2 separate regions of the Homo sapiens genome follow, and region 2 is linked to region 1. Evidence: chromatin loops called from intact Hi-C (ENCODE). Cell type or tissue: CD4-positive, alpha-beta T cell. All regions are shown on one strand. Links, peaks and the distances in the headings refer to the core of each region. The heading gives the core; the rest is flanking DNA.

Region 1 (16,519 bases), core at 3,205-11,204:
GGCTCACTGCAAGCTCCACCTCCCAGGTTCATGACATTCTCCTACCTCAGCCTCCCGAGTAGCTGGGACTACAGGCGCCCGCCACGACGCCCGGCTAATTTTTTTGTATTTTTAGTAGAGACGGGGTTTCACTGCATTAGCCAGGTCGGTCTCAATCTCCTGACCTTGTGATCCGCCCGCCTCGGCCTCCCAAAGTGCTGGGATTACAGGCGTGAGCCACCACGCCCAGCCGCCTCTTAACTTCTTAAGAGCCATGGATTCTTTTTATACTGCCAACAGCAACCTATATTTTTTAAGGAAGGATAAAACATTCCCCCTTCCTTTTCAAGCTGGATCTCAGCAGAAAGTCTTGCTGCTATTTTTCCAAATGCCACACTCATTCATTCTTCTATACCTTGACTTATCAAGTTTCCTTTTGTTTTGTCAGTTTGTCCAGTTGATGGCCTAGCCTTCATGAAGTATAAAGTCTGCTTAAAATGTTCATGTTTCCATGGCCAGTCGCAGTGGCTCACGCCTGTAATCCCAGCACTTTGGGAGCCCAAGGCGGGAGGATCACCTGAGGTCGGGAGTTTGAGACCAGCCTGACCAACACAGAGAAACCTCTTCTCTACTAAAAATACAAACATTAGCCAGGCGTGGTGGCGCATGCCTGTAATCCCAGCTACTTGGGAGGCTGAGGCAGGAGGATCGCTTGAACCCAGGAGGCGGAGGTCGTAGTAAGCCAAGATTGCACCACTGTACTCCAGCCTGGGCAACAAGAACGAAACTACATCTCAAAAAAACAAAACAAAACAAAAAACAACAAAGTTCATGTTTCCCTTTTCTAGAATCTTACTGCACTTATAGTTAACATTGGCACTTAGTAATATAAGATCTTGTTTTAGGGACCTTAGCTTTATCACTCTGGTGAGATTAAGGGCAGGGACGTTCTTTTAGATAACCACAGGGCCTAAGGCACCATTGGGCCTCAAATAGATGGCCTATAGATATTTATTGAATTAAATTTCTAGGCAATGTATTAAAGCCCAGACTTGCCACATTCTTGACCCTTTCTTTTTTTTTGAGACGGAGTCTAGCTCTGTCGCCCAGGCTGGGGTGCAGTGGTGCTATCTTGGCTCACTGCAACCTCCACCTCACGGGTTCAAGTGATTCTCCTGTCTCAGGCTCCTGAGTAGCTGGGATCATAGACGCCTGCCACCATGCCTGGCTAATTTTTGTGTTTTTAGTAGAGACGGGGTTTCACCATATTGGTCAGGCTGGTCTCAAACTCCTGACCTTGTGATCTGCCCGCCTCGGCCTCCCAAAGTGCTGGGATTACAGGTGTGAGCCACTGCGCCCAGCCATTCTTGATCCTTTCTTCCCAGAATAGGTCTGTGGGTAAAGAAAGGTGACTGGAAACGTTCCCCATCACCTTCTGGTCTGAATGAATTAGGGCATCTTTGTCCATGCTCATTAGAAAGGTGGATATGGCTGGGTGTGGTGGCTCACACCTGTAATCCCAGCACTTTTGGAGGCCCAAAGTGCTGGGTTTACAGGGAGGATTGCTTGAGTCCAAGAGTTCAAGACCAGCCTGGGCAACAGAGCGAGACCCCCATCTCTACAAAAAATAAAAAAGTTAACTGGGTGTGGTGGCATACACCTATGGTCTCAGCTACTTGGAAGGCTGAGGTGGGAGAATCACTTGAGCCCTGGAGGTTGAGACTGCAATGACCTATGATGGTGCCACTACACCCCAGCCTGGGTGACAGAGCAAGACCCTGTTTAAAAAAAAAAAAAGAAAGGAAGGAAGATATGTGTGTTGTGGGTTAGGGAACTGAGAAGGGGTGACAGTCAGGGAGTTGACACAATATTTATTTCTATTCCCTTATATATTGCTGAGTAAATATAGCTAAATTCTTATGAGCCTCTGCAGGTAAACCATAAAGCTCTCTAAGGACAAGCACCATGTTTTCTATTGATCAAATATTGATAGTTCTTTTATTTCAAACAAGACTCAGTGACAGGACCTTATATTTGCAGCATTATTTAAAATGTACAAGATATTTTCTAATTTTTGTCTTATTTGCTCTTTATAGTAATCAAGGCTCCACATACCTGGTTTAGGTCACTGTACTGCCAAGTTAAAAAGAAGTTGGAAATGTTCCTTTGAGTTCTTTTGTGTTTCTTGTTTCTTTTCTTTTCTTTTTTTTTTTTTTTTTTTTGATACAGAGTCTTGCTCTGTCGCCCAGGCTGGAGTACAGTGGCGTGATCTTGGCTCACTGCAACCTCTGCTTCCCGGTTCAAGCGATTCTCCTGCCGCAGCCTCCCGAGTAGCTGGGACTACAGGCGCCCAGCACCACGCCCAACTAATTTTTCTATTTTTAGTAGAGATGGGGTTTCACCATATTGGCCAGGCTGGTCTTGAACTCCTGACCTTGTGATCTGCCCACCTCGGCCTCCCAAAGTGTTGGGATTACAGGCGTGAGCCACCACACCCAGTCTCTTTTTAGTTTCTACACATCCAGCAATAATCTTATTTGAAATTTAGTGGTGAGCACAATTCAGTGCCCACTTGTAAGAGCTGGCACCTTACAAGTACCGCTAATCTTGGCCTGCATTGTTTACAAGAGGAGAGGCAGCTTCCTGTTTCCTTAGCCACAGTGGCTGCAGAGTCACTTACACTCTTAAGCTCCATCTTAGGACAAGCAGACAACGATCACCAACTGAGAACTCCTGAGCCAGGGTACCACCAAAGCCCCCTTGACCGAAAATTTAAGGGTTCATACTTTCTCCAGTTGATTGGAGCTGGGGACCAAGCCCTGGAACCAAACCAGTTACCGGGCTTATCAGGAAGCTATCCAGTGTTGCTGGGAAGCGTGAGGGTCAGGAACTCAGAGGTAATTCAGCCTTGCTGGGCTTAGAAGGTCAGAACCAAACTGGTCTTGGGCAGGAAAAGGAAGGAGCCCTGTCCTCCTAAGCCCTCCCTTCCTTGGGTTCTGGGAGGAAGCTCTGGGCTGCTGGCCTCTGTTTCCTCCACCTGGCACTTCCCCATTCTTCCACCTTCTTAGGTTGACCGACCATTTCAGTTTGCCTGGGACCAAGGGGGTTCCCAAGATGTGGACTTTTAGTTTTTTGTTTGTTTGTTTTTGTTTTTTGAAACAGTCTTGCTCTGTCACCCAGGCTGGAGTGCAGTCATGGGATCTCGGCTCACTGCAATCTCTGCCTCCTGGATTTGAGAGATTCTTATGTCTCAGTCTCCCAATTAACTGGGTCTACAGGCACGCGCCACCACGCCTGGCTAATTTTTGTATTTTTAGTAGAGGCAGGGTTTAGCCATGTTGGCCAGGCTGCTCTGAAACTCCTGGGCTCGGGTGATCCACCCACCTTAGCCTCCCAAAGTGCTGAGTTTACAGGTGTGAGCCACCACTCCTGGCCTGGACTTTTAGTTTTTAAGCCAGTAAAGTCCTGGAAAAAAAAATAGGTAGGTCATCTTAGGACTTCTGGGACTTCGTCCTCGGTTCTCACCTCTCTCTTTTCCCATGGTCTTCCCAGAGATTTCACTGACTCCACAGCTTTCACCAACTTTTGATGCATAATTCCCCAACAGACCCTCACCTCTGGCTGCTCCTGAGCACCAGGCCAGCATTTCAACCATCAGGCTTTATTGTCATTTACACAGCTAACCTCAAATCCCATGGGTTCTAAATGAGTCACCCTCTCACGCCTCCACCCCACCAACCCTGCTCCCACTCATCTTCCCTGTATTTCCGCATTTGTCAATGCCACAGCATTGTTTCAGTTGTTCAAGATTTGTAATATTGACTCATATTCATTGAATACCTCCTCTGTGCCAGGTTCCTAGGTGCTGGGGACTCAGCAGTGAGCAAGAGTCATGGAGCCCTCACGGAACTTGCATTTTAGTCAAGAGAGACAGAAAAAAAAAAAAAAAAAATATATATATATATAGAGAGAGAGAGAGAGAGAGAGAGAGAGAGAGAGAGAGAGACAGAGAGAGAGTTAAGTACTGTGGAGCAACATTATTTTTCAAAAATTTTTATGGCCAAGTGCAGTGGCTCACATCTATAATCCCAGCACTTTGGGAGGCTGAGGCGGGTGGATCACTTGAGGTCAGGAGTTCGAGACCAGCCTGGCCAACATGGTGAAACCCCATCTCTATTAAAAATACAAAAATTAGCCAGGTGTGGTGGCACACACCTGTAATCCCAGCTACTCGGGAGGCTGAGGCAGGAGAATTGCTTGAACCCAGGAGCTGGAGATTGCAGCGAGCTGAGATCGCGCCACCGTACTCCAGCCTGCGCAAAAAAGCGACACGCCGCTCAAAAAAGAAAAAAAAAATATTTCCTTAAAGTTTCTTTTTTGAGACAGGCTCTTGTTCTGTCACCCAGGCTGGAATAGATGGTGTGATCTCAGTTCACTGCAGTCTCTGCCTTTGGGCCTCAAGGCTGGACTTGAACTCCTGAGTTCAGGTGACCCACCTGCATGGAGCTACCAAAGTGCTAGAATTAATTTTTGCCCAGCCCGGGGAAAAATTAATAAGCAAATACAAGGAATGCTTAGGGTGGGGGATGCAATAATAGATGGGGAATGAAGGGAATCCTTTTGATGTGAGGCAGAGGTCTGAGGAAGTGAAAACATGAGCCAGGGACCTCTGGAGTAAGAGTGTCCCAAGCAGAGGGCACAGTAAATGCAAAGACCAATGTAGCTGGGCAGACCAGGCCAGGGAAAGAATGATGAGAAATAAATCAGGGATAAAACAGGGGTGGGGGAAAATCAGTTTCTGTAGGGCCTTGTAGATAAAAGCATTTTATTTTCACTCATTTACCCTTTAATTTGTTGCCAAACCACAATGATCCCACCTCTCTCTTTCCCATTTCTGCAGCTACCACCTTGAGACAATCCTTCCTACTTACCATTTGAATTATTATATTGGCTTCCTGAGGGGTATTTTTGCCCCTTGTCTCTCCCTACTCTAATCCTACTCATGGTTGCTATAATCTTCTTGGAGCACAGTTCTGATCATCATCATCATAAGATCATTAGCATACATTTATGTATCTCTGAATAAAAATATACTTCGAAAGGAGGGGGACGGACACAGGAGATATGTTCCCACAACTTCCCAGCATGTCCTTGTCAGAAATAGATAAAACTGTCAAAAGTATGTTGTCAAACACGTCAGAGTTCTGTTTTTATGCCATAATGTAACAATTGAAAATTTTTCATCAAAATAAAAAATAAATAGAAAGATGAATTAGTCACAACTCCTTTAGTTGCCACTAACAGAAACTCAGTTCAAGTATCTTTCAGAAGGTGATATATGTTAGCCCACATAGATAGATATTTGACATCTTCAGGAATGGCTAGCTCCAGGTGCTCAGCAAGGGCAACAAGAAATCTATCTTTCTCTTGGATTTGCTTTTTATCTCTGTTGTCCTTACTCTCCAGCAGACTCTACTCATGCAGTGGTAAAGATGGCTTACATCCCCTCAGCTTTGCAACCCCAGTGGAGAAAGGGTGCCTCTTTCAGCAGAAGTCCTAATGCTGACTCTCATCGGCTCACTCTGGACAAAGGGATTACTCCTCAACCACTTATTATGACTGCAGTTAGTCGGTCCTGGGTCATACACCCACCCCTGGAGTCAGGGACTGAGGTCAACCTCACTTGAACTACATGGACAGAGAGTGGAAGATGGGTGGTTCCCAAAGGAACACTTCATATTCAGGATGGAGGAGGGATGGTGGGCAGGCAAAAACAAGTGTCCACAATCAAAGGCTAGGAGCACCATTTTTGGTGAGCCCTAACCCCAAACACCTCTAAGAACTCAATAGGCCTCCGCCCTCAAATAGTATTAGTCACGTTGTGCCTATAATTGATCATTTAAATGACTTTCTTGCCCCAACATCTTAAATGGCTCTCCATTGCTCCCTCTTTGCCAGTCAGCTCTCTTCCTTCTCTGAATCTACTTAGTTGCTTGACAACAGGGCCTGGGGATGGAAAGAGTCTTTATCTCTGAGAGCAGGCTTTCAATACGTTGCAGCTATTGTTTATAACGCCTGTGATCATAGGCACAGCCACATTATTATTATTATTATTATTTTTTGAGATGGGGGTCTGACTCTGTTGCCCAGGCTGGAGTGTCATGGCGCTCACGGCAACCTCTGTCTTCTGGGCTCAAGTGATCCTCCCTCCTCAGCCTTCAGAGTAGCTGGAACCACAGGCAAACATCACTGCACCCAGCTAATTTTTTGTATTTTTCGTAGAGATGGGGTTTCACCATGTTGCCCAGGATGGTCTCAAACTCCTGGGCTCAGGTGATCCTCCTGCCTCGGCCTCTCAAAGTGCTGGGATTACAGGCATAAGCCACCGCGCCTGGCCACAGCTGTCCCCCCAAATATTTCAAGTAGGCATCTACTGAGACTTAATACCCACACAACAACCTTATGAAAAAGTAGGCTTTATGTATGGGGAAGGTGAGGCACAGACATGTTGACTACCTTGCCTACTGTTTTTTTTCACACAACCAAAATATGGAGGCTCTGGGATTTGAACCCAGGGCTCTCCGACTCCTAAGTCCCGTTAGGAACCTGCACATTATTCCATTTCTATGAAGGGGAGGGAAAGAGCTCCTCACTTAAGTATACCAACAGTTCTCAAATCACTTGAAACTCACCAGCAGCCATGACCGTCCCCCCAGGGGAAGTAGGTAGCCAGATTTCACCTCATTCTACTTCTTTACCAGACAGAAAAATGGAGCAGAACCCAAACTGGTGGCTTGATAAGGGAACACTCAGAAAAGTAAAGGAAGTGGTGGTGCTGAAGCACCCTGCTGCCTCTTACCTCAAAGATCCTTCCACCAAACAAATACCACCCACCTTCGAAAACAGTCGTTGTGGTTGGAACAATGTCTGCATAAAAATAACCGGGCTTATCTTACTCAATCTTGCTTCCCTTCCTTGTCGGGAAAATGTCTGCCCTTCTGGTCTAGTCGGTGCAAGAGAGGCTTCCTGCCCGGTGTCCAGCACTGAGGGGGTGTCGCAGCTATGGTCAGCCTCCCTCTGCGGCCCCTGAAGCAAGCAGAGAGCGCCTCAGACCTCGTGTTGGGACCTGAGCGCGCAGCCCGGCTCCCAGGCCCCCAGAGGGCGGGTTCCTGGCTCCGCTCAGAGGCCTTTCAAGCCCCATTAGCCTCCAGCTCAGAGGCCCCTGGGCCCACCTACACTCTGGCCCCTGATGGGCTCGGATGACAACTCAAAACCCACATCCTGAGGGAATTCTGATGAAACCTTTGAAGGCTCCATGTCTTGGGGAAGACCAGGTGGGCGTGAAAGTCGGTCTCAGCGGAGACGCCCAGGGGCGCGTGGGCCCTAGAAAGGCCCGGCTGTCCCGAGCACGGCCTGGAGTGAAGCAGCTGGTGGAGAACACGGGCGCAGGTGTGAGCCTGGTGAAAGCGTGGGCTGCTCAGTGCTCTGTAGAGAGCAGCTGCAAACAGTGAGGAGGAGGCTCATGGTCTGGGCCCTCGCAGGGATGGGCAAGGCATGGCCCTAATGAATCTGGCTCCAAGCACACCCCCTCTAGCTTAAGCTTGGGGACTGGGAAAGGAGGAGGCCCAGGGGGCAGAGCTGAGAGGACATCTCAGGAGTTAGGGTTACCAAGCAACTGAAGAAGACGTAGGAGCAGCTCCTAGCTGAGTATGCCCGGGGTGCAGCACCGAGAATGCCTGGCGGGGAGGGTTGGGAGGGAGGGCTTGCCTTGCCCAGTCATACTTGGAACTTAGATCCTTGGATTTTAATGCTCTTGTGGAAGACATGAGACAAGATCTTGGACCGAGGAGGTGAACATCTGTTGCATTTTATCCAGTATATTCCTGTCTTATAGTGAGAGACTATTTAAGAATATTAAGTTCCCCATATTGATGTAAAGAGAAGTCCGAATGGACTCTTTAAAAAATTTTAAATGTATGTTAAACTTTCCATCATGGAACATTTTACCCACCGCCCTCCCTCCCCATCACCTGGATTATTTTGAAGCAAAATCCAGTCATCGAATCATTTCGCCCATACATAGTCCAGTCAGTATCTCTAAATTTTAGAGCTGTTATTCTCAGCCCAGGACAGTTTTGCCCCCTAGGGGACATTTGGCAATATGTGGAGACCTTTTTTTGTTTTTACAACGTTGGGGGGAGGGGGTGTGCACCCAGCATCTAGCTACTGGAAGACAGGGTAGAAACAGGGCTGCTACGAAACATTCTGCAATGCACAGGCCAGCGCCTCACGACAAAGAACTACATGGCTCAAAATAACAATTGTGACAAGGTCGAAAACCATGTTTTAGAGTCTAAAAGAGAAGAACACTCTAAATACATCACTACAATATTGTTAGCATTCATAAAAACAATAATTCCTTAATATAGAATATCTGATTAATATTAAAATTTCCCCGATTATCTTGTACATTTAAAAAATTTGGGGTTTAAATCAAGATCCAAATAAGACTCATACATTGCAATTGGTTGATATATTTCTTTTTGTTTTTTTCCTGCATCCAATCATCCATTATAGTTGATATATTTCTTAGGTCTTCTTGAATCTACAGGTTCCCATCCCTCTTTTTTCCTTTTATTTATTATAAAACAGATTTATTTTTAATTACAAAAGAGTACACGACTACATTCCTGACATCAAACTTGAAACATACAGGTAAAGCAAACATTTCCTACCTATGACAGTCCAATCCCAGTCCTCTCCCCAAAGAACTCATTTATCAAAATTGTGTGTGTATTGGTTAAGATTATATTCAACTGGCCGGGCACACTGGCTCACGCCTGTAATCCCAGCACTTTGGGAGGCCGAGGTAGGTGGATTACCTGAGGTCAGGAGTTCGAGACCAGCCTGACCAATATGGTGAAACTGCGTCTCCACTAAAAATACAAAATAGCCGGGCGTGGTGGCGCATGCCTGTAATCCCAGCTACTGGGGAGGCTGAGACAGGAGAATTGCTTGAACCTAGGAGGTGGAGGTTGCAGTGAGCCGAGATTGCACACTGCACTTCAGCCTGGGTGACAGAGCGAGACTCCATCTCAAAAAAAAAAAATTATATTCAACTACATGTTTCAAAAAACATAATAATAACAAAAGCTTTAATTTTATTTATTTTTCAGAAAGATAAGCCAAGGAATAGGCAGTCCAGGGCTAATATGGCACCTCCATGAAGTTTTTAGGGTCCCAAGTTTCTTCTAGCTCCCTGCCCTACCATCTGTGAATGTGGCCCCCATCCTCATGTAGCACAATGGCTAATGGAGAACCATCCCTCTTATCTATATTAGGACTAGGTAGCAAGATGGAAAAGTGGAAGGGTGTATCTCTCTGTATTAGTTTGCTAGGGCTGCTGTGACAAAGGACCACAAATTGAGCAGCTCATACCACAAAAATTTACTTATTGTCTCACAATTCTCACAATTCTGCAGGCTAGAAGTCCAACATCAATGTATCAGGCAGGATTGGTTCCTTCTGAGAACTGTAAGGAAAATTCCGTCCCATGCCTCTCCCCTAGCTGCTCGTGATTGGCTGGAAATCTTTGAGTTTCCTTACCTTGTGGAAGCATCACCCCAATCTCTGCCTCGGTCGTCACATGGCATTCTCCCTGTGTGTGTGTTTCTGTGTCCAATTTTCCCCTTTATATAAGGACATATTTATATTGGATTAGGGCCCACCCTCATGACCTCATTTTAACTAATTACATTTGCGAGTGCCCTATTCCAAATAAGGTCACATGCTGAGGTACGAGGGATTAGGACTTTTATATATAAATTTTGGGGAGAGACAATTTAACCCACAACACTCTCCCATAAAGAGACTTTGTAGAAGTCTCTTACGCTTCTTTGTTTATACTTCTTTCGTCAAAACTTAGTCTTATGGCCACAGTTCGCTGCAAGAGATGCTGGGGAAGGGAAGCTTTCACTGAGCACATGACCATCCCCGCAAAAGGCGGTTTTTTGTTACCAAAAAGGAAGGAAAAATGGACAGGGCAACTACCAGCAATCTGCCATGGAATGTATCCTACCAGACATTTTTCTGTATGTTGCACATAATCAAATGACCACAAACTGGGTGGCCTAAAATACCAGAAATTGATTCTCTCACAGTTTTGGAGCCAGAACTCCAAAATCAAGGTGTTGTTGGGGCCACACTCCTTCCAATGCCTCTAGTGGACGATCCTCCCTGGCCTCTCCAGCTTCTGGTGGCTTCTTTGTTCCTTGGCCTGTGGCTGCATCACTTCAGCCTCTGCCTCCATGTTCACATGGACTTCCCCTCTGGGCCTTCTCCTCTTCTGTCTGTCTGTTTTTGAGACTGGGTCTCGCTCTGTCGCCCAGGCTGGAGTGCAGTGGTGTGAACACTGTTCACCTCAGCTTCGACCTCTGAAGCTCAAGCGATTCTCCCATCTCAGCTTTCTGAGTATCTGGGGCCACAGGTGCGTGCCACTGTGCCTGGCTAATTCTTTGTAGAGATGGGGTCTCACCGTGTTGCCTGGGCTGGTCTCAAGCGATCCTCCCACCTTGGCCTTCCAAACTGCTGAGATTACATGCGTGAGCCACTGCACCAGACCCTTTTCTGTCTCTTATAAAAACACTTGTCATGGCTGGGCATGGTGGCTCACGCCTCTAATCCCAGCATTTTGGGAGGCCGAGGCGGGTGGATCACCTGAGGTCAGGATTTCAAGACCAGCCTGACCAACATGGAGAAACCCCATCTCTACTAAAAATACAAAATTAGCCAGGTGTGGTGGCACATGCCTTTAATCCCAGCTATTCAGGAGGCTGAGGCAGGAGAATTGCTTGAACCCTGGAGGCGGAGGTTGCGGTGAGCCAAGATCACGACATTGCACTCCAGCTTGGGCAACAAGAGTGAAACACTGTCTAAAAAAAAAAAAACAAAACCAAAAAACCCCAAAAAACACAAAAACACTTGTCATTGGATTTAGGGCCCACCCAGGTAATCCAGGATCATCTCATTTTAAGATCTTTTATTTTTACATCTGCCAAGACCTTTTTTGCTTCATTTTTCTCACACCCAATCACATCCTGGACCCATCCATGAGTTCCAGGATGCGACCATATCCTTTAGGGTGAGGGGACCATTCAATGTCCTACACCCTCCCTGGAGCAGCAGATATTTCCAGGAATAGCAAAATATGGCTCTCCACATTGTCCTTGTTCATTTTAATTAGCAATGGCAGAGGAAGGGGACTGTAGTAAAACTTTAATGAAATGCTACACACTCTGGGAAGCGTAAGTGGATCTGGTTGCCTAGGGTCTGTTTAAAGTCAGAGAAACTCGGAAGGTTCTGCTAAGTGTTGGCATGTGGGTGCCAAGCTATTTTTGGTAGAATGGTAAACTATGCTAGCATGTTTTTCGATGTTTACCATGCATTTTAGAGAGGTTTCCTGCTAAATGAATTTTCAATTGAGAGCCAGCTCAGGAGTGGGCACAGAAAGATGGAAGGGTAAGAGAAACATTTCCAATGTACCAAGGTATGAGTTGCAGGGCCTCACTTCTTACTTAAAGAGCAAAATGTTGGCTAGGGGTAGTGGTGGAAAGTTCCTGATGCCAGATTTTTGAGGTGAGAGAAAGAAATAGTATCAGCCCTGTACCTGCCACTCTGTTCTTCATCTGCTTCAATTTCAGTTTCAGTATTTACTGAGACCATACTGGGCGCCAGGAAAGACTTATTTTCCTCAAGCCTCACAAGCAGCTAGGTGTTATTACTTTGTCCACTTTCCAGATGAGATGCTGTGATTCCGAGAGGTTAAGGCACTTGCGCCCATGATCATGTAGCTGTAAGTGGCTAAAGCAGAAGTTCTGAATGTTTTCTGACTGCTAACTTGGTGCTCTCTCTACCACAGCATGAGAGATGAACATTCCTTTCTGCTTACGGGTGCCTATCCTGGTAAGGGGGTAGAGAGAGGAGCAGGCTCATCTCCTACCCACCAGGGCTTGCTCCTTCCTCCCATTTGAAAGCAGAACAGGCTGCGGCAGGAGGCATGCAATTGGTGTTTCTGCCGGTCTCCAATCCTAGTGGAAGAAACTGCCTAATTAAAGTCTGCAGCATGCCCAGAAGCTTCCGGGGTTGTTTTCCGTGCAATCCCAGAGCCTGATGATACATATTCTTCATGTTTATGTGGCGGGATACACTGTGCTCCATGAACATGAAGTATTAGTGAGCCAATTTCACCATCTACGCAGCTACAGAGCAACCGGAAGGCATCCCTGTTTTAATTTATGAGGGACCAGCATGCGCAATCAATAGGTGCCCCACAGGTTATTAAAGAGGAGAAAGATGGCTCAGGCAGCCCTGTTTACTAACAGGGAAATGGTCTTCTGGCAGCTTCTGGCTTGCAATGCATTTACATTTCCTTTTCAGGCCAGAAACAGTGGTGTTCCCTTTTCATCTCAGCCCCGAGCCTGAGAACAGGGGGCTGGTGGAGGCTCAGGCAGAATCTGAAAGTGCCCTTCCCTGCACTGTAATCTCAGAGAGAGGATGGGGTGGGGAGTCAGCCCAAAGATTTGTGAAGTCCCTTTGTGTTTTGAGGCCCTGGAGAACAATAGCTTTCCAGGATGGGGGTTGGGATGTAGGGGATGGGAGTGGGTGACTGGGTGTGAGAACAACGAAGCAAAAAGGAATAGGCAACTCCTACCAGGCTGGCTGGAGGGGGAGTGGTCTTTGGTCGGCCTGCCAGTCTCTGGAGAAGTCCTTTTATTCACTGCTTTTGCTTTCTCTTTGTTTTGGGTCCTTTGATTTCAGGAAGCTATGGTTCTTTTGCAGTCTACTTTTTAATAATTCTGGAGGAAGAGGGTAGATTGGATTTTAAAATAAAACAGTAACAGCACTGGGTTATTTAAGTAGAAAGGAAAAAAGTACTTCCCTTCAGTCCACGTTCTGCAGGGCAAGATGGGGTAATACAGCAGTTCTCAAATTTTTTTGTCTCAGGACCCTTGTATATACTCTTAAAATGTATGTAGGTTAGTGGCAGAAAATTTAAAATATTTGTCAATTTTAAGATCACAATAATAAACCCATTACATGTTAATATACATATTTCTATTTAAATTAAATTAAATTAATTAATTTTAGCACAGTGAACTAGATTTAATTTAAAAAAAAAACAGGTAAACTGATTTCTTTTTAAAGAAAGAAAGGCCGGGCTCGGTGGCTCATGCCTGTAATCCCAGCACTTTGGGAGGCCGAGGCGGGCGGATCACGAGGTCAGGAGATCGAGACCATCCTGGCTAACACGGTGAAACCCTGTCTCTACTAAAAATACAAAAAATTAGCTGGGCATGGTGGTGGGCGCCTGTAGCCCCAGCTACTCGGGAGCCTGAGGCAGGAGAAAGGCGTGAACCTGGGAGGCGGAGCTTGCAGTGAGCCGAGATCGCGCCACTCCACTCCAGCCTGGGCGACAGAGCGAGACGCCTTCTCAAAAAAAAAAAAAAAAAAAAAAAAAGAAAGAAAGAAAATCTCTGGTCAGTTAAGGTCACTTCAGCTGCTTTTTAAAGTCGCTTTTTTTGGAATGATGGAAGTTGTCGCCAGGGGGCCCGGCTGTGGTGGGCCTGTGCCCATAGATGGTGGACTTGGAGAAGGAGACCCGCAGGTGGTGGTTCTCCCAGATGTCGTGGTTGTGTAGGGCAATGGGGGTCTGGACCGCCTCCTCCACGGAGCGCATTTGGATCAGCGCCATCTTGCGGTTCTTCTGGAAGAACTTGAATCCTATGACTATGCCCCCATGGCTGGAGGAGAGGACCTTGAGATCTTCCTCGGATACTGAGGGCGGGATGTTGGAGAGGTGCACGGTGGCCGAGGGCGGGAATATGTTCTGGAAGTTCTTGAAGCCTGGCTTCTTGAAGCGGTGCAGGGGCGAGTTGCCATAGTCCTTGGTCAGGCCCTGGTCCTCCCGGCCCTCGCGGGGCAGCTGCACGTTCTGGTGCTTCAAGGGCGTGATACGGATGAGATGCGGATGGGCTTCCCGTGCAGCTTGTGCCAGTTCAGGTGGCTCATGGCCAGCTGGGCCTGGTTGCCGTCCGCCATCTGAACCAGAGCGTTCTCCTTCTTATTGAACGGGATCTTCACGCGCTGCACGTCCCCGTAGACGCTGAAAAGAATAAAGAGGCTTTGGGGGCTGGGCGCGGTGGCTCACGCTTTTAATCCCAGGACTTTGGGAGGCTGAGGCAGGCGGATCACGAGGTCAGGAGTTCGAGACCAGCCTGACCAACATGGTGAAACCCCGTCTCTACTAAAAATACAAAAATTAGTCGGGCGTGGTGGCGCGGTTGTAATCCCAGCTACTCGGGAGGCTGAGGCAGCAGAATCACTTGAACCCCGGAGGGAGAGGTTGCAATGAGCCGAGATCACACTCCAGCCTGGGCAACAGAGCAAGACTCCGTCTAAAACAAACAAACAAACAAAAACAGAGGCTTTGGGGTGTGACTCTCTCTGGGTTGAGGCCGCTGACCAGCAAGACAGAATTTCCTGTCCCCGCCAGGCCCAGGATGGCGATCTGGCCTGCCGCTGCAGCTGCCGCCACCGCCGAGGGGATGGCCGGGGGGCCAGGGCTCCGTGGATGTTGGGAACTGAAAGGTCGAAGGCCACGGCCATGTCTGGTCCAGCGAGGGCTAGCTGTCCCCGGAGGGCAGGTCCGGGCGTGGTAGTCGCGGCTCTTGTCGTTGTTGTACTTTACGTTGAGGCTGATGAGCTTGGAGAAGTCGATGCACAGCGTGTGGCAGGCGTTGTAGGTGTTCTGCCAATCCAGCGACAGCTTGGTATGCTGGGCGTTCTCGGGGTCCGTGTACTGCAGCAGGGCCTGGAACTGGTTGTCCTTGATGAATGTGATGGTCTTCACTGTGCCGAACTTGGAGAAAATCTGGTGCAGCACATCCAGGGTCGTGGGGTAGAAGAGGTTCTCCACGATGATCCTGAGCACCAGGCTCTGCCCGGCCATCGCCATCCCTGCGTCTACGGCTGCCGCCGGGGCAGTCCAGGCCAGGTTCCCCGACTGGACCGAGTTCACGGCCTGAGGGCTGCCGGGTCCCGCGCCTGGTTGGGAGAGCTGTCGGTCTTCAGCCCCTTGTGGTTGGAGAACTGGATGTAGATGGGCTGGCCGCGCAGCACGGGCGTCACCGAGGTGTAGTAATTCACCATGGTGTTGGCAGCCTCCTCCGTGCTCATCTTGATGAAGGCCTGGTTTTTCCCCTTCAGCATCAGGAGGTTAGTAACCTTCCCAAAGGGCAGCTCCAGGGAGATCACCTCCCCTTCGATGACGTCGATGGGAGCTTCTGGATGTGGGTCACTCTGGAGGGGACACCGGCGCTTCTGCTGTCACCTTTGAACTTCTTGCTGCCATGTCCATTTGCTGCAGAGGCCGAGTTGCTGCTCATGATAAATGGTCTGTTAGTGACACAAGCAGAGAAAAGCTCGTCAGATCCCCGCTTTGTACCAACTGCTATATCTGGGACAATGCCGTCCATGGCACACACAGCAGACCCGTGGGGGATGGAGTGGAGGCACCAGAATATTTTATTATTTATTTATTTATTTATTTATTTTTGAGACGGAGTCTCGCTCTGTTGCCCAGGCTGGAGTGCAGTGGCACGATCTTGGCTCACTGCAACCTCTGTCTCCTGGGTTCAAGCGATTCTCCTGCCTCAGCCTCCTGAGTAGCTGGGATTACAAGCGCATGCCCAGCTATTTTTTGTATTTTTAGTAGAGACGGGGTTTCTCCACGTTGGCCAGGGTGGTCTCGAACTCCTGACCTCAGGTGATTTGCCCGCCTTAGCCTCCCAAAGTGCTGGAATTACAGGCATGGGCCACCGTGCCCGGCCCAAATTTCTATTTTTAAAAATCATATCTTCCAAACAAAATTTTCAGCAAGAAAAGTGAGATTATTTTACATTTTTGAAAAATGGCATTGTTTTGCATTGTGAAATATTTTGAAATTTTTAAAATGTGTGCATAACGGAAGATGAATGGATTCTCAAATATTTACTTTTGCATTCAGTATATTGCAATATGTTGGTTTGGTCAAAATGTGTGAAGAAAATCCAGCTTCACACAGATATGTAGCTGGAAAAGGGAAGAGTATTTAATAGTCCTCTTAGATAATTGTGGATATTCTTTTTTGGTACTACACCAAAACAGGTGTCTTAAAGGTTAGTTGCAATGTGAAGTCTGAAATTATGTCAATGAACTTTTCGTGTTCTGTTACATTAAAATCCATTGGTTTGTTGTGTACTTAGAATGGATCTTTTACCCATGCATGATTTTGTAATACAGTGCATTCAATGGTCATTGGAAAATATTTGTCTTTGAATTATGCAGGTATTTCAAATGTTGACACATTTTATTATACCATATCAGAAAAAAATCACGGTCATTAATATCACCAATCTATTTCCTTAAAAAAACCTTATGTATTGAGAAGCTGTCGAGCTCCACAGTGGTAAACAAAAGTTTTTCCAAATTCTAATTTTTGCTT
Region 2 (16,519 bases), core at 4,074-12,073, 560 kb before region 1:
TCCAGAATCTACAATGAACTCAAACAAATTTACAAGAAAAAAACAAACAACCCCATCAAAAAGTGGGTGAAAGACATGAACAGACACTTCTCAAAAGAAGACATTTATGCAGCCAAAAAACACATGAAAAAATGCTCACCATCACTGGCCATCAGAGAAATGCAAATCAAAACCACAATGAGATATCATCTCACACCAGTTAGAATGGCAATCATTAAAAAGTCAGGAAACAACAGGTGCTGGAGAGGATGTGGAGAAATAGGAACACTTTTACACTGTTGGTGGGACTGTAAACTAGTTCAACCATTGTGGAAGTCAGTGTGGTGATTCCTCAGGGATCTAGAACTAGAAATACCATGTGACCCAGCCATCCCATTACTGGGTATATACCCAAAGGACTATAAATCATGCTGCTATAAAGACACATGCACACGTATGTTTATTGTGGCACTATTCACAATAGCAAAGACTTGGAACCAACCCAAATGTCCAACAACGATAGACTGGATTAAGAAAATGTGGCACATATACACCATGGAATACTAGGCAGCCATAAAAAATGATGAGTTCATGTCCTTTGTAGGGACATGGATGAAATTGGAAATCATCCTTCTCAGTAAACTATCGCAAGAACAAAAAACCAAACACCGCATATTCTCACTCATAGGTGGGAATTGAACAATGAGAACATATGGACACAGGAAGGGGAACATCACACTCCAGGGACTGTTGTGGGGTGGGGGGAGGGATAGCATTGGGAGATATACCTAATGCTAGATGACGAGTTAGTGGGTGCAGCGCACCAGCATGGCACAGGTATACATATGTAACTAACCTGCATATTGTGCACATGTACCCTAAAACTTAAAGTATAATAATAAAAAGAAACATTGTAGTCATACACATCTAAATTTCATTTTCCTCAATATCCTTTCATTGATCTTCAACCCAAAAACCAATCTAAAACTTTAAGTTATTCCCATCTTTGGTATAATCTGCCTCTTCTGGATAATAAATGCCATATACCCACTGTAGGATATAGCACATCCTTTTACTCGACCCAGATTTATGTCTTTCAAGTTTCCCAGGGTGTCTTTACCAATACGTCAAGATTTGTTCAACAGCTTCACCACATGGCCCATGGATTCTTGATTATTACCTTAAATACTGCCCTAAAACCCAGCCATCTTTTAAAGTCGGCAGTAAAGTTTTAGAAAACGCATGTGATTCGCTGTTTTAATGAAAGGGTACTTTAAAAAATAAGAGGCAAAGCACGTTATTCGCCTTGGTTAAGTAAGCAGAAACTCCTGGGAGCCTGGCAGCTTGGCTTGTGAGGCCTGAGTCAATAAGCCCATGTCCACGTGGTGTCAGTTACCTTGGATTGCCAGCCAAGAACATAGGAAGAAATAAACAGCCTCATGGGGACTAATGTTGGAAATCAAAACATTCACACTTTATTGGGATCATTTGTCCTCTCACATGCTGTGAATGCACATAAGCTTTCAAATATATGCTCTTTTCCATGCACTTGCTTCCAGATATAGGATTGCCCTTACATCAAACAAGAATATAACTTCACATACATTATTGGTGAAAGGGTGATGACAATATAAAGGTGTGTAACGATATTATCCAATGACAGCAAGGCAAGGAATAAATTCTCACCTCATAAGATTTCAAAGGGAAAAGAAGCTGGTGACTAACCAGCACCAGGCTCTGGTTAATAGTCCCACTGGTGAGAATTCCCAAGTGATGTTGATCAGCGAAACCGCCATAGGCATTTGAGTAGCTAAGCACATCAAAGACCCCTATGATATCTACATCCATGTGGCTAGATCTGGGACTTAGCTGGATGTATATTAACACAAAATGTGTTTGTCAAATATCCCAGACAAGATGGGTGGATTTTCACTGTTTCAGTCCCTCCCCTCCCTGCTGCCCCTTATGGCCATTTGTATTTCGTAGTTTATGATTTCCAAGAACTACCTCTAAGTTGTTCGACCTCAGGATACCTCCCAGTGAGATCGCAAACCCTGTGAATACAAGAACCACGTCTTCAGATCCCTTTGTCTCCTCACTCAGGTCTTAATCCCAAGCCTTTTATAAACCAAACACCCAGTAGGTATTGCCTAACCAAAGGGCCTCATGTGGACTCAGAGATATCGACATGACGTCAGCCTTGAATTGCATTGCGCTGCATGACAAGAACTGTAAAGAGGGAGGAACTGAGGCTTGGAAACTGTCCTGCAAAACCATCTCTCCCCACTCCTACTGCAGATCCACTCATTTATTGGTCCTTTGATGTATTTTTGCCTTGGTTGTATTTTTTTTAATCATGCTATTAGGGTTTTGTTTTTCTTTCAGGTGGTGAGTTGAAGAGATAACCCTTTCTAAATTGCCAGCATTCCAAAGAGTCACAGGTTTGAGGCCAAAGGCACTCCTAAACAAGAAAGGTCAAGTGTGGTCACTCACCCAAGAAGCAGAGCAGGGCAAGCCACTTGCCCCCAATTAGAGACAGTCCCTTCATGTGAAATGCCAAGAAGCCTGCTTTTGATTTGTGGCAGCCTATAACCTGGCCATTGCTCGAGGTCTGAGTCTTAATATATTTTCTCCACTTTCCAAGTGTATACTTATTTAAATTTTAGAATCATCTGGTTATAAAGTCCTAGGGGTTTTGAAGAATAAAACAACAGGTCAGCTTGAAGTTAAAGAAGATAAATGAACACAGACCATGGGAACAAGGGCTGATGCCTGCTGGAAACTCAGCTAACCTGGTGTGGCAGAGGTACTGGCTGATTGCTTGAAGCAGCTGAGTCTGCATTAAAACTGGACACACCTGGAAATGATCATTTTGCAGTTTGCTTGGCCTCTTCCCTACGGGTAGACCTCACAGCCTTGTCTTATGTAAACAACAAACTCACACATTTCTGGCCAAAGAGGTTGAACAAACTGGCCTAGCACATTCATGACAAGGACTTCACGGTCAGGAACAGATCACCAAGTACAGAAGGAACATGCTAGACAGGGAGACAAGTTCATCACCCACAGTCAGTCTCTCCTAGTGTGCCTCTGGCCAAATACACTATGACAATAGACATGCTGCTTCACCCGAGTCCCTCTTAAGGCAGACCAGCAGCTCCCCAGTGCCCCAATGGCCCATACAGGACTATCTCCAAGCAGCTAGCAGACAGTGGTCACTGGTTGAGCAGACAAGAGCTTGGTCTCAGGGGTCCTAAGTCTAGAGCCTGGAATGAGGGCGAGGAGTCATGTTCCTGATCTCCTTTGCCATCCTATGTAGGGAATGTTGAAGGTCACTTTCATCAGACCCACAGAGATAACCATCCCTTTTATAAAGACTGAGTCCAATGGCCTCCTGGCACACACCCTGGCAGGCAGGTTTGTTTGAAATTTTTGAGAAAATAAATAAGCAAAAGCAAGCAAACCAAAGAAATAAAACCAAAACGACTGACTTCTCCAGCTGACAGGGCATTTCCTATACTTGCCTCCAGGAGCTCTGCGCCTGAGCCCAGCTGCCTCCTCACTGGACGACTATCCATGTCCCAAGCTACCTCTGTCATGAGAAGCCCTGCTTCTCTCTACTCTAAACCACCTTACGGTAAAGGCAAGACAATCAAGCAGTACAATCAGTAGCCAACCCTACTGGTATGATGACCCCAACATCGCTGAGTAAGCCCAAGACACAGAAGGTCAGCCCCTTCAGCATGGTCCCTTTGGCAACTAGAGGAAAGAACACGGATGTCATGGTTTTAAGACTCAAGCAACGTGATGTACGCTAGTGGGTAGAGCACAGGTGAGGGACATTCAGATACGGTCCCACTCCATTCATGACTGAACCTGACTGTGGCGCTGGCTCAGGAATGTTTTGCCTGGCACAGTGGTGGGCATCTGACATTTCAGGATTTGGGGACTAGTTACAGTCAAGGCAGTGACATGGTTTCTGTGACTGTCCTTTGATGAAGAAAGTAGGGTAAGGGTTGCACAAGCGAGGAATCATTTTACTTACAGAAACCACTTGTGCGAATTTAAATAAAGGGATATTTATTCTAAAGGTCTGGATTAAGAGGATCCAAGGAGAAGGTGACCAAGCAGACCCTGGAGCTGGGCCCATTTGGAGACCCCTGCAGCAAGCGTGCCTGGACCATCACTCTAGCGCCTGCGCATTGATCCCAGTCAGCAGCCTGATTACTTCGTCTTCATTTTCCAAGAGAGGAAATCTGATTGGCTTCTGGCCAGTCAGAATTGGTCCCTTTTTGGTCAATGAGATTGGGATAGAGAGGGGACATGATGAAAGGACTCCCCTTGTCTGATTAGAGTAAATGTAAGTCCTCTGGGAAGAGAGTGCAGGGACAGGAGGAGACTGGTGGGCAGTTCTGCCGCAGAAGTCCCCTCCTATTTCACCCCTTAGCGACGGGGCAGGATTCTTCTTTGCATCCCAGCATTATGACTCAGAAGAGTAGACCTGGAGCAGAGAAAACCCTTCCAACCTGGCCATCAAGGCTGATTGAAGGGAAACAAGGTACCTTCAGGTCAGTACATACATCATTTGGGAAAGTTGGGATGCGGGTGGGAGGGAAAGGGCAAGACGATGTGCACATTGCAGATTAATTAAGTGTCTGCATAGAGTGGACTCCCCTGCTTCCCTCAGACCCTGTCTCCTCTGTGCTCCCACCCAGAGGAATGGCTAATTGGCAGAAGGTCAGTGCATTTACCTAGAGTCATTCCAATCCGTCCGAGAGGCAGGAAGGGCAAGGAAGGAGTGGCTGGATGACACACTTTTATGCAATCATCTGGAAATCTAATTTGTGGAACAAGTAGCCATCTGTTCCATGGGTGATGTGCCAAAGTACCTGCCAACAACAGAACAAGCTTTCTGCTGTTCGGGTAACTAATTGCATCTATGGGACCAACACAGCATGAGACTCAACCCGTGGAATATGATCTCCCACTAAATTACCACTTTTGCTTCGGCTTTTCTTGGGGAGCCAGTATGCATACTACAGAGTCTCTGAAACAGCAGCAGAGAAACAGAGAGGCTGGGCAACCCCGCACCCCCCAAAACGGGATAGGACAGCAGGTGTCAAGGGTAGCACGTTCCTGGAGCTGTGCAGGAGACTGCGGCTTTGCTCTAGTTTCTTTTTCCCTTCTGAGAAACACGGAAGTCTGACTCAGTATGAAGCTGGGGAGGGTAGTCAGGGCCTAGAAGTGCTAAGTTGCTATCAGTGATTCCTTTTATGCCTTTTTCTTTTCTAAGATACCTCATTTAGAAACTAGAGGGAGTAGAATGTACTGGAGGTAAGAAATCTGTGTCTTCACCCCTATCACCACTGATGGCATGGTGGCCAACAGTTGCCTTGTTTAAAGTTTCAATGGTAGGTTCATCCAGTTACATAAACTCCTCATAGAAAATGACCTCTCGTTGTTTGGTATCACCCACGACAAGCATTACCCTACAGGAAGCAAGCCAATAGCAGGTGGATTCTCCTTCACTTTCTGCACCCGCTATCCCCAGAGCCCCGTCCATAGGCAAGAGAATCTCAAAGAGCCTAAGCAGACTTTTTCCTAGGTTTTCGTACTGCTTGATTAGTTATCTAGGAATGGATGGCTGGATCCATATCTATTCTGCCTCAAGAAACTTAACCCCAAACTCTTAGTGACAGTACATTTTTTCATCTCTGTTTTTCTTTTTTTAAAGAATATATCAGCAACTTCAAAAATGTACCAAGAATACCAGTTGTCATAGGGGCCTTAGTATCAGCTGCTTTGGCCTTCCAGTGGACTGGGGACAGGTCTCTCATCATATACCTGGCTGTCTGCTGGGCTCTTTCCAGTCTCTCATTAAATCCCTATCATGCTGGATTGGCTCTGAGCATTAGTGAAAAAAACACTTCCTGTTTTCCTGACAAAGCAGAACCTAGCACACTGCCCTTGTGTGATGAATACTTAGCGATTATCTTAGTGCAACCAAGAGGAAAAAAACAAGGGATTTAACCAGCAGGAGGGGAGTATGCTTAGCACTCAAGATGCTAAGCTGCTAATAATCAGTGTGAACCAAAGGTACTTCTGGCTGTCTGGTCCTCCAGGGGTCGGTGAAAGGTGTTGCATCAAAACTGCTGCAGAAGGCAGCTCCCTAACAGGCAGAACAGTTATTAGGCTGGGCCCACTATGAAAAATAAATAAGAAGTATTGGAAAGGATTAAATCAGCCTTATAGAGATGTCTCCATTAGCCACGGGAATAAAGGTTTCAGGTGGAAACCTCAGCATAATCCCACAAAACAAAGTATGATACTTAACAGTCACTTATGAAATGGATTTTATGAGGTTTTTGGTGTTCCATTTTTTTAATTTAAGAAGCGACTATAGAGTACCTTCTTTCTGACTGTATTTTGCTTAGAACTGGGAACACATGAGCCAGATGGTGGAAGGAATGTTGGCCAGGATTCACAATTCAGTGTCACCTCAGAGGTGACATGAGCCCCAAGAGCGTGTTGGTAAATGTCTAACAACTAGCTCTACCATAAAAGCCCTGATTTGTAGTGTTTGCCACTTTTAGTAGTGTAAATGTTCCCGCCACAGCTGGTTTCATGGTATCAACATAATGTTACTGAACACAGTGTTGGAAGAGATGAACACAGATAGTAGTATTTCCAGACAGATTCACCAGGCATAACAAAGAAAACCCAAGAGCATAGACAATAGTAAAATACAGCCAAATCATTAGGAAGTCATGAGTTTTGAGTACCTATTAGCCTTGTTTTAAATGTAATTTATTGAAGTGTGAGGTTTTTTTTGTTTGTTTGTTTGTTTTTGAGACGGAGTCTCGCTCTGTCGCCCAGGCCGGACTGCGGACTGCAGTGGCGCAATCTCGGCTCACTGCAAGCTCCGCTTCCCGGGTTCACGCCATTCTCCTGCCTCAGCCTCCCGAGTAGCTGGGACTACAGGCACCCGCCACCACGCCCGGCTAATTTTTTGTATTTTTAGTAGAGACGGGGTTTCACCTTGTTAGCCAGGATGGTCTCGATCTCCTGACCTCATGATCCACCCGCCTCGGCCTCCCAAAGTGCTGGGATTACAGGCGTGAGCCACCGCGCCCGGCCGAAGTGTGAGTTTATATCATTTAATTTTGAATACTGATTCTGGTTCACAAAATGCCTGAATATTGAACAAACCTTTGCAGGCTTGTATGAGCCAGACCCCACATACCACTGTATCCACCAGAACAGAGGCTGAATTCAGGTGACAGAAACCAGGAGACCCACCAACTTTGGTGGGACCTGGACTCTTACGACTACATTCAAATAAATTAATCACTTTTCATAAAAATTGATATATCAAAAAAAAAAAAAAATGTCAAGGAACACCTAAAATGCACTTGGATGGCTTAGTCTACCATTTGAAACAAAACATTTGTCAAGCCTGTAATCCCAGCACTTTGGGAGGCCAAAGTGGGTGGATCACAAGGTCAGGAATTCAAGACCAGCCTGGCCAACATAGTGAAACCCTGTCTCTACTAAAAACACAAAAATTAGCCAGGCATGGTGGTATGCACCTATAGCCCCACCTACTCGGGAGGCTGAGCCTGGAGAATCACTTGTACCCAGGAGGCAGAGGTTGCAGTGAGCTGAGACCGTGCCATTGCACCTGGGTGACACAGTGAGACTCCATCTCAAAAAAAAGAAAAAAAAAAATTATCAGTAAATTTCTCGTATTGGCACAACATTGATATCTAAAGGCTTTCCATGAAATTCAATATGTAATAGAAATTACAGTACTGGAAAATTGTGCTCAAGTGACCAATTATTAATAGAACTCTAATTAATCTTAATTCAACTAAACTTAAAACCTTACGAGATTTTAAGAATAATAAAAAATTTTTTTAGGATCTCTTAACTTACATCTCATTCTCAATATTATTGACTAGGTTTTTTTTTTTAAACTATGCCTTTTCGATGTCTCTGAGAGTATCTGATTGTTGTTTTTGTACAAAGGGGAAAGGTAGGAGGCAGTTTCCTCTCCAGGAGATGTTGGGCACAGATATGTAATAACTAAACCACAAGGCAGAATTGTCTGTTGCTTTAGATTCTACGTATTTGAACTGTAAAGTGTCTTTCAACTCTGAACTCTGGGAATCTACATTTCTATCGGAAGGGCCAAGAAATGCCTTTCTGTCATGTGTGAGCTGGAAGAGTTTGCTTTGGAAACTCTTTCCATCAGTGATGAATTGTGCCTCCTCTGTGTGGTTCTACTGGGTGCTGGAGATGCACATACACAAGTCCATGGCAAGGTCTACAAAATTCTCATACACCAGGAGAAATTCACCCAAAGAGTTCATTTCAGCAGTGTTCATAATAGTTAAAAAACGAAAACAAATGCATGGTAAGGTACTGATAAGCTCAAAACAAGCACTGCCCTGGGCCTGCTTCCCACAATAGCCTCAAGGTCTTTCCTCTTCCGCTCAGTCATCCTCAGAGGTGGTAAGACTTGGTGAGAGATCTAGAAAGAAACCATCAGGTGAAGGCCGTGTTTTCTATGTCAGGAAACACGTGATGCACAGTCTCTTGGAGACAAAGTAGAAGTAGAAATGTCTCTGGGGACAAAGTAGAAGCTGGTGATATGAAGCAAGTCTCCAGGAATTATGTGCAAATGATGAATTTCCCAACCCTGTACCTGTAAGAACTTCAAAATTTCCTGGGCCAGGTGTGGCTAGGGAATTATTCAATTCCATAATTCCCATGTGGGTTCTGTTGTCTCCCCGCCCACACTTTCCTTGAGTCTGTCTTTTGCCTCTTCACTCACCACTGTCCACCCCCATTCCTGAGAAAAATTAGGTGTCCAAGTCCCTAAATCTGGTGCCACTTCCATTTCCACACATCCACCTTTGTTAAGTTCTGGCGAAGGAAATTACTTTAGATCTTTGTTCAAAAGTCATATATTTCAAATATAGTTTTACGTGGTGAAATTCTACCTTAAGCTGGCATTTATTTGACTCATTTTTCTAACAGAGCAAGGTCTGGTTCAAAACAGCAGAGTGAGCTGATTCTCAGCTAGTAATGGTTGCTAGGAAACCATTCTGTGGCAAATCAGAATCACATAAGCTCTGACTTCCCCATCTTGTGAACTCCTATAGAATTAATGCAGGCTCTACTCATTCAGTGATGAATCAGTACTGCCCAAGGATATCTCTTCTCTCTTACTGTTAAATTGTTATTTAATAATTAACTTTTATCTATAGTTTATGTCTTAGCTTTCCAGTTAGTTTTTAAACTTCAGAGGATGAGTCTTTTAGCCTGTGTATTTTGAGACCTCCACTTGCAAATGCCTAGTTGGCAGGGCTTAACCAATATGCACTGATTGTATTTGAAGGCAGGTGGTCATGTGGAAGAAACACTTCCAGATTGGAAAAAGAACAGTCTGGTACTTTCTACCAATAATTAAATGAGTTTTCAAAGCTATTTTCTTTCTTTGGCTTGTATGTCTGTTTTCTGCTCTTAAATTTGAGGCCACAGAAAACTTGGTGGAATATTCAAGAAATGGTTATATGAATTGATGCAATTTCTTTAGAGAACAATTTGGTAATATTTGTTAAAGCTGGACATACATGTAGGCAAGTCTATTGCTAGGTGCATAAAATTCTCATACACCAGAAGAAATTCACCGAAAGGGCTCATTTCAGCAGTGTTCATAATAGTTTTATAAAAATGAAAACAAATGTTAATAAAGAAGAATAGATTAAAAATGGTGGGCTGGGTGTGGTGGCTCACGCCTGTAATCCCAGCACTGTGGGAGGCCGAGGCAAGAGAATCACTTGAGGTCAGGAGTTCGAGACGGCTTGGCCAACATGGTGAACCTCGTTTTTACTAAAAATACAAAAATTAGCCAGGCATGGTGGCATGTGCCTGTAATCCTAGCTACGTGGGAGGCTGAGGTGGGAGAATTGCTTGAACCTGGTAGATGGAGGTTGCAGTGAGCCAAGATTGCACCACTGCACTCCAGGCTGGACAACAGAGCAATACTCTGTCTTGGGAAAAAAAAATTGGTGCCAGATTCCTACAACAGCACACTACACTAATATCATTCTATGCTACACAACGCTATATCACTCTAGGCCATACTAATAACAGTTAAAATGAGCTGGAGTTACATATGTCAACATGGTACATCACTGGGCAAAACAAACCTATTTGCAGAGAAATGCATATCATATGATATTATTTAGATAAAGTTTAAGATGTGTTATACCAAATTGTGTGTATGAATATAATACATAGTAAAAATTTACAAATACTATGTTATGGTAATAAAATCACTAAATTCAGTAAAGTGGTTGCCTTTGGGAAAGGGGGAAAGAGGATGTGTTGGGGGACTACACAATTTTTCCTATAATGTTTTATGAAAAAATATATTTGAAGAAAACATAAGCTGGGTGTATAATGGCTATATTATTCACCACGGGTTTTTTATGTTTTATATATTCATTTTCTTTCTGGAAATTTGTTTTAGGGTGACAAAAGGCCCATGATTCTTTCACTTGGGCAGATCACTGCACAAAGCTGGCACAGGAGAAGATAGTTAATTTCGGTTCAGGTATTTGATTCCTGCCAAGTTAGATGGATTCTTCTGAAGTTCTGTCTACACACTAGAAAGCTCACATGAATTAGGTCTTTTAAATATCAGTTATAAAACAAAGGGAGGTCAGACAATGAGGCATGATTTTTTAAATATAGTAAATAATAATCTTTGTTTTGCCTTGTCTGAATAAAGTTAATTATAAAAGCAATATATCACTTTGGCAACTAACAATGCCTAGAGCAATGGCGCCAAAGCTTTAAAAAGCGTAAAAATCACCTGGGATGCTTGTTAAAATGCAGATTCCCAAGTCCCACTCCCTCCCCCACCATGATGCTGAGACAGTATAGCAGGGTTGAGGCCCTGTCATTTCCATCTTTAGCAACCACCCCAGCTAGTTCTGGTGGGTGAACAGGGTAACCATCGAGTAAACTGGGACTCTCTCAGACAGATAGCCCTACCCATGAACCAGAGAACGTTAGTGATTCTGATTACGAGAACACACTGCGAGCATTGCGGATGTAATATAAATATTAGCCAGTAATTATCTGCTTGAAATTTCAAATCTACAAAATTATCACACACAGCATCCATTCATTCACCAAATATTTACTGAATGTCTATTATGTGCACAGTATTCTTTTGGTCTTCCTTCATTCTACTCTGTGACTCTCTTTACACATATACATATGTATATTTTCACATAAATGTGATCAAAAAATTCATCATCTTGGCTTTCGCTTTTTTTTGCCCTCAAAGTCACACTGATGTGCCAGGGATACATTTTTTCCATGAGGTCGGCGGGTAAGTGTAGTAGTTTTGTGCTTAACCACCCTTTCCTACTCTCCTCCTTCTTCCATCTATATTAGCCACCCCTCACCCAGATAATCTATGTTAACACCTTAATACGTACCCTTCAATATATTTCTTTATGCTCATAAGATCTTATAAACATAAAAGCACAGCATATTTATGTGTACGGATGACTCAGTGTAATAACAGGTATGGTCTCTCTTCTGGGAGCTGACCATCTTTGGAAGGAGACAATGCACATTTACAAGACAAAGCGGGGAAGCTTGCACACATGGCACAGTGCCATAGCAATACAGTGAAAAAATAGATGGAAAAGACCTATCAGCATGAGGGTTGCAGCTTATGAGAGGCAGAAAATAGAAAATGTAAGGGGTCATCAAGAAAATCCTCACTGTCATGGTCTCCACATGGACCGCTTGAATCAAAATTAACTCAAAACCCAGATGCTATGTGTACTAGAGACACATCTGCCAAGTCAAGAAGGAAATGTCTCTCCCTCAGAGGACAGAGCTGAGGGGAGCATCCCTCCCTAAGGTGGGGTTCCTGGACCCCAGGAGCATCGTGGGCCTGGAGCCAGGGGAAGGTCAGGAGAGCAGAGGCACCATATTCAACTGAGCAAATGCCACAGTGACATTTGCAGGCACAATCATGTAAATGTTATTTACTGTGAGAAATGCATTTCTCAGGCAGATGCTTCCCACCATCTATTCACTTGGCTGCCTCAGAAAGAAGCGATTCTTTGCTCAGCCTCCCAGGTGGGTGTTGGTGTGTCAGGGGTCCTGGGATTGAGACTTGGCAGTCAACCTACAGGTGTAGCTAAAATCCTCCTCTTGGCTGGTGAAATGGGCTTCTGCCCCAGGAGTGGCAGGGCCTGAACTTGTAGCCTTTGAAGGATGCATCAATCCCCTCCTTCCAGGTCAGCCCCATGACTCTACTGAGAAGGGAAGTGAGGCTTTGGGTAGAAGCTGCTGCCTTGGTGAAACCAGCATCAGAGCTCAGGGATGCAGCAGGGTTACAAAAAGATGAGAAAGTGACACAGAGACAAACAAAGCAGCCAAACAACAAGCAGCCGGGGTCTGTGAGGCAAAAGGAGATTGCTGCCTGTTCAAAAGCCCTCGCTTCTCATTGCCTACTGGGCAGCCCTATTCATCCAGCATGACTTTTATGTTTTCAGTCCCCTTGGCAGAACAGAAATGTAGGGTCAGAGGCTCTCCAGTCCTTGGCTGGACCAGGTATCAGGTGGAAAAATAAAGTCTGCTAAACAAAGAAATCCACAGCATGACTTTCAATGCTACCTGGGCTGGCCCCATACCATTCAATGGAAACAACCAGAACCCACTAGAATCCTCTGAGAAATATATTTGTTGCAGTCCTACCAAAGTAAGGTGATAAAGTTTAAAAGCCACTGCACCTGGAATTGAATACCTAGAAAGGCAGCACAGTGGAAAGAAAATGAGACATCAGTGGTTGATATTCCAGCCCCACCACTTGCCTATAGATCCCTTAACCACACTGAGCCTCCATTTCTTCATTTGTAGAATGAGGATATTAACATCCTCCTTTTTAACTCACCTGATGGATGTAGGGATTGTGCGTGGCGATGACCACTACAGCATTTTTGAAATAGTAAAGGTTATATCATGCTAAGGTATTTATGGCACTGTTTCAGATCTTCTGCTACTAAAGATTTGAGAGACCCCGATGATGAGGTCTCAGGAGAGATGTACAACCTAGGGACATTTAGCGAGGACACCCAGGCAATGCCTAATTACCTGCTAAACATGGTAGAGAAAAAATGGCCACAGCCGTTCAGAAAATCAAGTGATGACTGGTCTATGGGGTATAGTTTCAGAGAGGGGTTGGGAGTTGAGTCAGTTCTTGCAAATTTATATAATGACACCGTTAAAGAACCCAGATAAACACAAAGCATGTAGTGGCTTTATTAGAGGGTAGAGAGAAGTTATCTGTGCCCCCAAGTTGGCAGGGTATCTGTGAAGCTAAGCCTACATCTCCCCCTTATGAAATGGCCTCTAGATGTCTTCTGCTGACCCCACTTACCTTTTAGATGAGAGATAATGAACCACAAAAGAGCCCTCCAACCCCTCATTTCCTCATACTCCTTTCCTTAGGTTTTTCCTCCAAGGCCCCAATGTTAAGAAAAATGTTCTACAATTAAAAATTCAAGCAGTAATCCAGGCACTCCAATCTACTTTGTAGGACAGAGTGTAAATGATAGAAAAATAAGTGTATGTCATTACCTTTTCCCTACTTATTACTTATTCAAAATATAAATGGCTGCCAATCAGCTCTTCAGATTAGCATGAGATCACCAGTGTCACCGCACTGAACTAATAGGATAATCCTTTCTTTAAAAGTTTATTTTTGTAGAGATGGGGTCCCACTGTGTTGCCTAGGCTGGTCTCGAATTCCTGGGCTCAAGTGACCCACCCACCTCAGCCTCTCAAAGTGCTGGGATTATAGGTGTGAGTTATCACACCAAATTAATAGTATCATTTTAACCAAAGAGCAGAGAAACTTGGCATTTTTGTTAGTAAATACATTATCTGTGTAAATGTACAATTTCCAAGAGATTTTCTGAAATACTGAAAAGAGTTCGAATATCTGATGGGACCTGAAACCTCAGATTTTTAGGTTGGCAATCACTTTTCTAGAAGGTAGTTTATAATCCACCTGCCATGACAAGGAAGTTAAAAATAAATTGCCTTGACCAACTTTGAGGCTTAGAAGTGAAATGAAGGTGACCAGAAAAGCATCCACGCTGTTCATCTTGGCTCTTCCTCCTTATTTCCCGCGTGCTTCAGAGCGGGACCCTCCGCCATCGGCCCCGTGGGTTTCTTCCAAACGGGACTCAGTGGTGGGCCCTCAGCCATGAAAAGCTCTTCACTCAGAAGAAGCCTGGACGTGTACTCATTGGTTGTCAGGAACTGTTCAATTGCCCCACCCCCACCATTAGCCCTGCTACCCTCATTCCCCAGCCACGTGCCTCACTTCATCTCAGCCCCAGACGGGAGTCCATGCTGAGCTTCTTCGAGGCCAGGGCATCTGGGCAGGAAGGGAAATGGCTGGACCAACCCCTAGTCCAACCCATTCATTGGGCTGACTTGCCCAAAACCATAAGGCTCACTGGGGCTGAACTGAGCCTGGCATTGGGTTTTCCTGCCTCCTAATCCAATTCCCTTTCTGTTTCTTCTTTGGAAGGCAGAATTTGTAATGTATTGGTGTGAAATAAAACTAATCTCAGAAATTCCACCATGGTTTTCACAAAGCAGTGTTGTAACAACAGAAGGTTTAAGGCCTAAGGAAGAATACTGGAAAATAAAACTTGGTGAGTAAGAATGCACTGGACCATCTCCAGCAAACATCAAAACAGAAAGTACTCTGAATTCCAAAGACTGGTATCCATAAACCAGGCAGAGAGATCTCTAGAGAAGAGTTGTTTGCCAGTGGAAATGTCCTTTGAGCAACTTCCCTATCTGCCATGTTGTGTGGTCTCCTGGGCAGACCACCTGCCAGGAGGATTACCATGCAGGTGGCTGGAACGGGTCCCCCTGTATACTAACATCTGCTTGTGGAGGTCTTGAATCCTCTTGTGAGATCAATAGGCATTCTTTCCCTGGGATCAATCCCCCATAGATACTCTGGTAACAGAGCTTCTGAATTCCCAGCACCAAGACCCAGCCCTGAGGAGCAAACTCGAGAACAGGGCCAAGGCAGCCCTTCAGCCGCTGTCTTCTGCAAGCCTTATCTGCACTGGGAGGCCCTTAGCACCAAGGACTGGGGAGGGAGGCAGCAGACTGCAGGGGGTAAGGGTGTGAGCTTTGGTGCTGGGAGTCTGGCGATAGCTGTGTGATCCAGCAAGTAGCTCAGCCTCTCTCAGTCTCAGGGTCCCCATCTACAAAGCTTGGTGGGGGTATAATAATAATACCTATTTATGAGGGTCATTGTGAGGATTAAATGGTGCTTAGCATGGCAGCTGGCACATTGTAAACACTCCATAAATGTTTGCTGTTGCTATTAATACCAGGCAGGCTTCCACCACGTTGCTTTGGCAAGGACACTGCATTGCGCTTTGCAGTACTCAAAGACAGCCCTCTCTTTTCAACACTCTGTCCTTCAGCACCCTGGCCTGGGACCTCCGGAGCCCCCAGGATGTCATTTGCCTAGACTTTACAGGACAGGATCAAAGGACATCCTGCTAGCACAGTGGTATTAAACCCACATGACCAGCCCATGGGCTTGCCTGTCTCAATGGGGGACTGGAAGCTTAGAACTTCAATTGCTTATAAATGGCAACAGATCAGGAAAGCAAACCAATGCACCCTCTGTCACTGTGGTTATTCCAAGAAAAGGAAATCCTCTGATGGTCAAGGGGGAGTCCTTGATGCTAACCTCTGTTCTGGCAAATCCCAGGGTGCGGGGAACCAATGCGTTGGAGATCCAAGATGTAATGGGAGAAGAAGTGTGATTGAGGACTGACCCAGGCTCTCCCATCTCTTCCTCTCCTCTCCCAGAGGGAATTTTGGTTGGAAAACATTGATTTAGCATCAAAACGCTGGTTTAATGAAGGCTCCTAGAGAGAGCTGGGGCAGCTGTGACTCCACAGCCCTCTCAGAGAAAGGGGAGCTGACAAAAGGCCCCAGAGCATTATTTCCTGTTACTTTCTGGAAGCTTCCAAAACAGTCAAGCAATTATTTATTTGCAAAACTCAGGAAAAAAAAACAGAGAAAGAGAATTTCTAAGAAAACAGGATTCCTTCTGCAGAAAAGCAGGAACAAGATGAGCTAAGAGCATGGAGGGTACAATTAGAATAGATGATCTGTACTTTACAGAGGAGGAAACTGAGGTTGAGAAAGACAAGGCATGTTTCCCAAGATCACAGCCAAGCAGAGGCAGACATGAACTAATAATAGAAATAACAGCAGCCACATCTGTCTAGAGCTTCACACATTTCAGTCTTGGTATTCAGGGCTTTACATGGACCTTGAGAAAGTTATTTAATCTCTCCATGCTTCAGTTTCCCCATCTATAAAATGGGGATGATAATAATAATGCCTATTAAAACTTGTAGGGTTATTGTAAGGATTTAAAGAGTCCACCCTG

The links. Hi-C counts contacts between places; a loop is a spot of excess contacts. Peaks named below come from ENCODE experiments on the same cell type or tissue, not always from the same donor. Only the 100,000 strongest peaks of a DNase experiment are listed, where the experiment ranks them.
Region 2: it touches region 1 in a loop (3-fold over the local background); 4 of 110 quality-filtered maps call a loop at or near these places.

The regions. Positions count from the first base shown.
Region 1 is chr14:65,278,260-65,294,778 of GRCh38, reverse strand. It overlaps the pseudogene PTBP1P. Among named protein-coding and RNA genes, the nearest start is that of MIR4708, 49 kb to the left of the region's middle. RefSeq lists enhancers at 7,146-7,385, 12,783-12,852, 12,305-12,873. In CD4-positive, alpha-beta T cell, for the core only: CTCF peaks have their summits at 7,867 and 8,066; DNase peaks (open chromatin) are centred at 6,818, 7,408 and 8,148; H3K4me3 peaks cover 1,868 bases; H3K27ac peaks cover 2,473 bases.
Region 2 is chr14:65,839,237-65,855,755 of GRCh38, reverse strand. No RefSeq gene overlaps it. Among named protein-coding and RNA genes, the nearest start is that of LINC02290, 260 kb to the left of the region's middle. RefSeq lists a silencer at 4,962-5,137. In CD4-positive, alpha-beta T cell, for the core only: no CTCF peak of the experiment used is centred there; DNase peaks (open chromatin) are centred at 5,155, 8,055, 8,485 and 9,085; H3K4me3 peaks cover 1,086 bases; H3K27ac peaks cover 4,056 bases.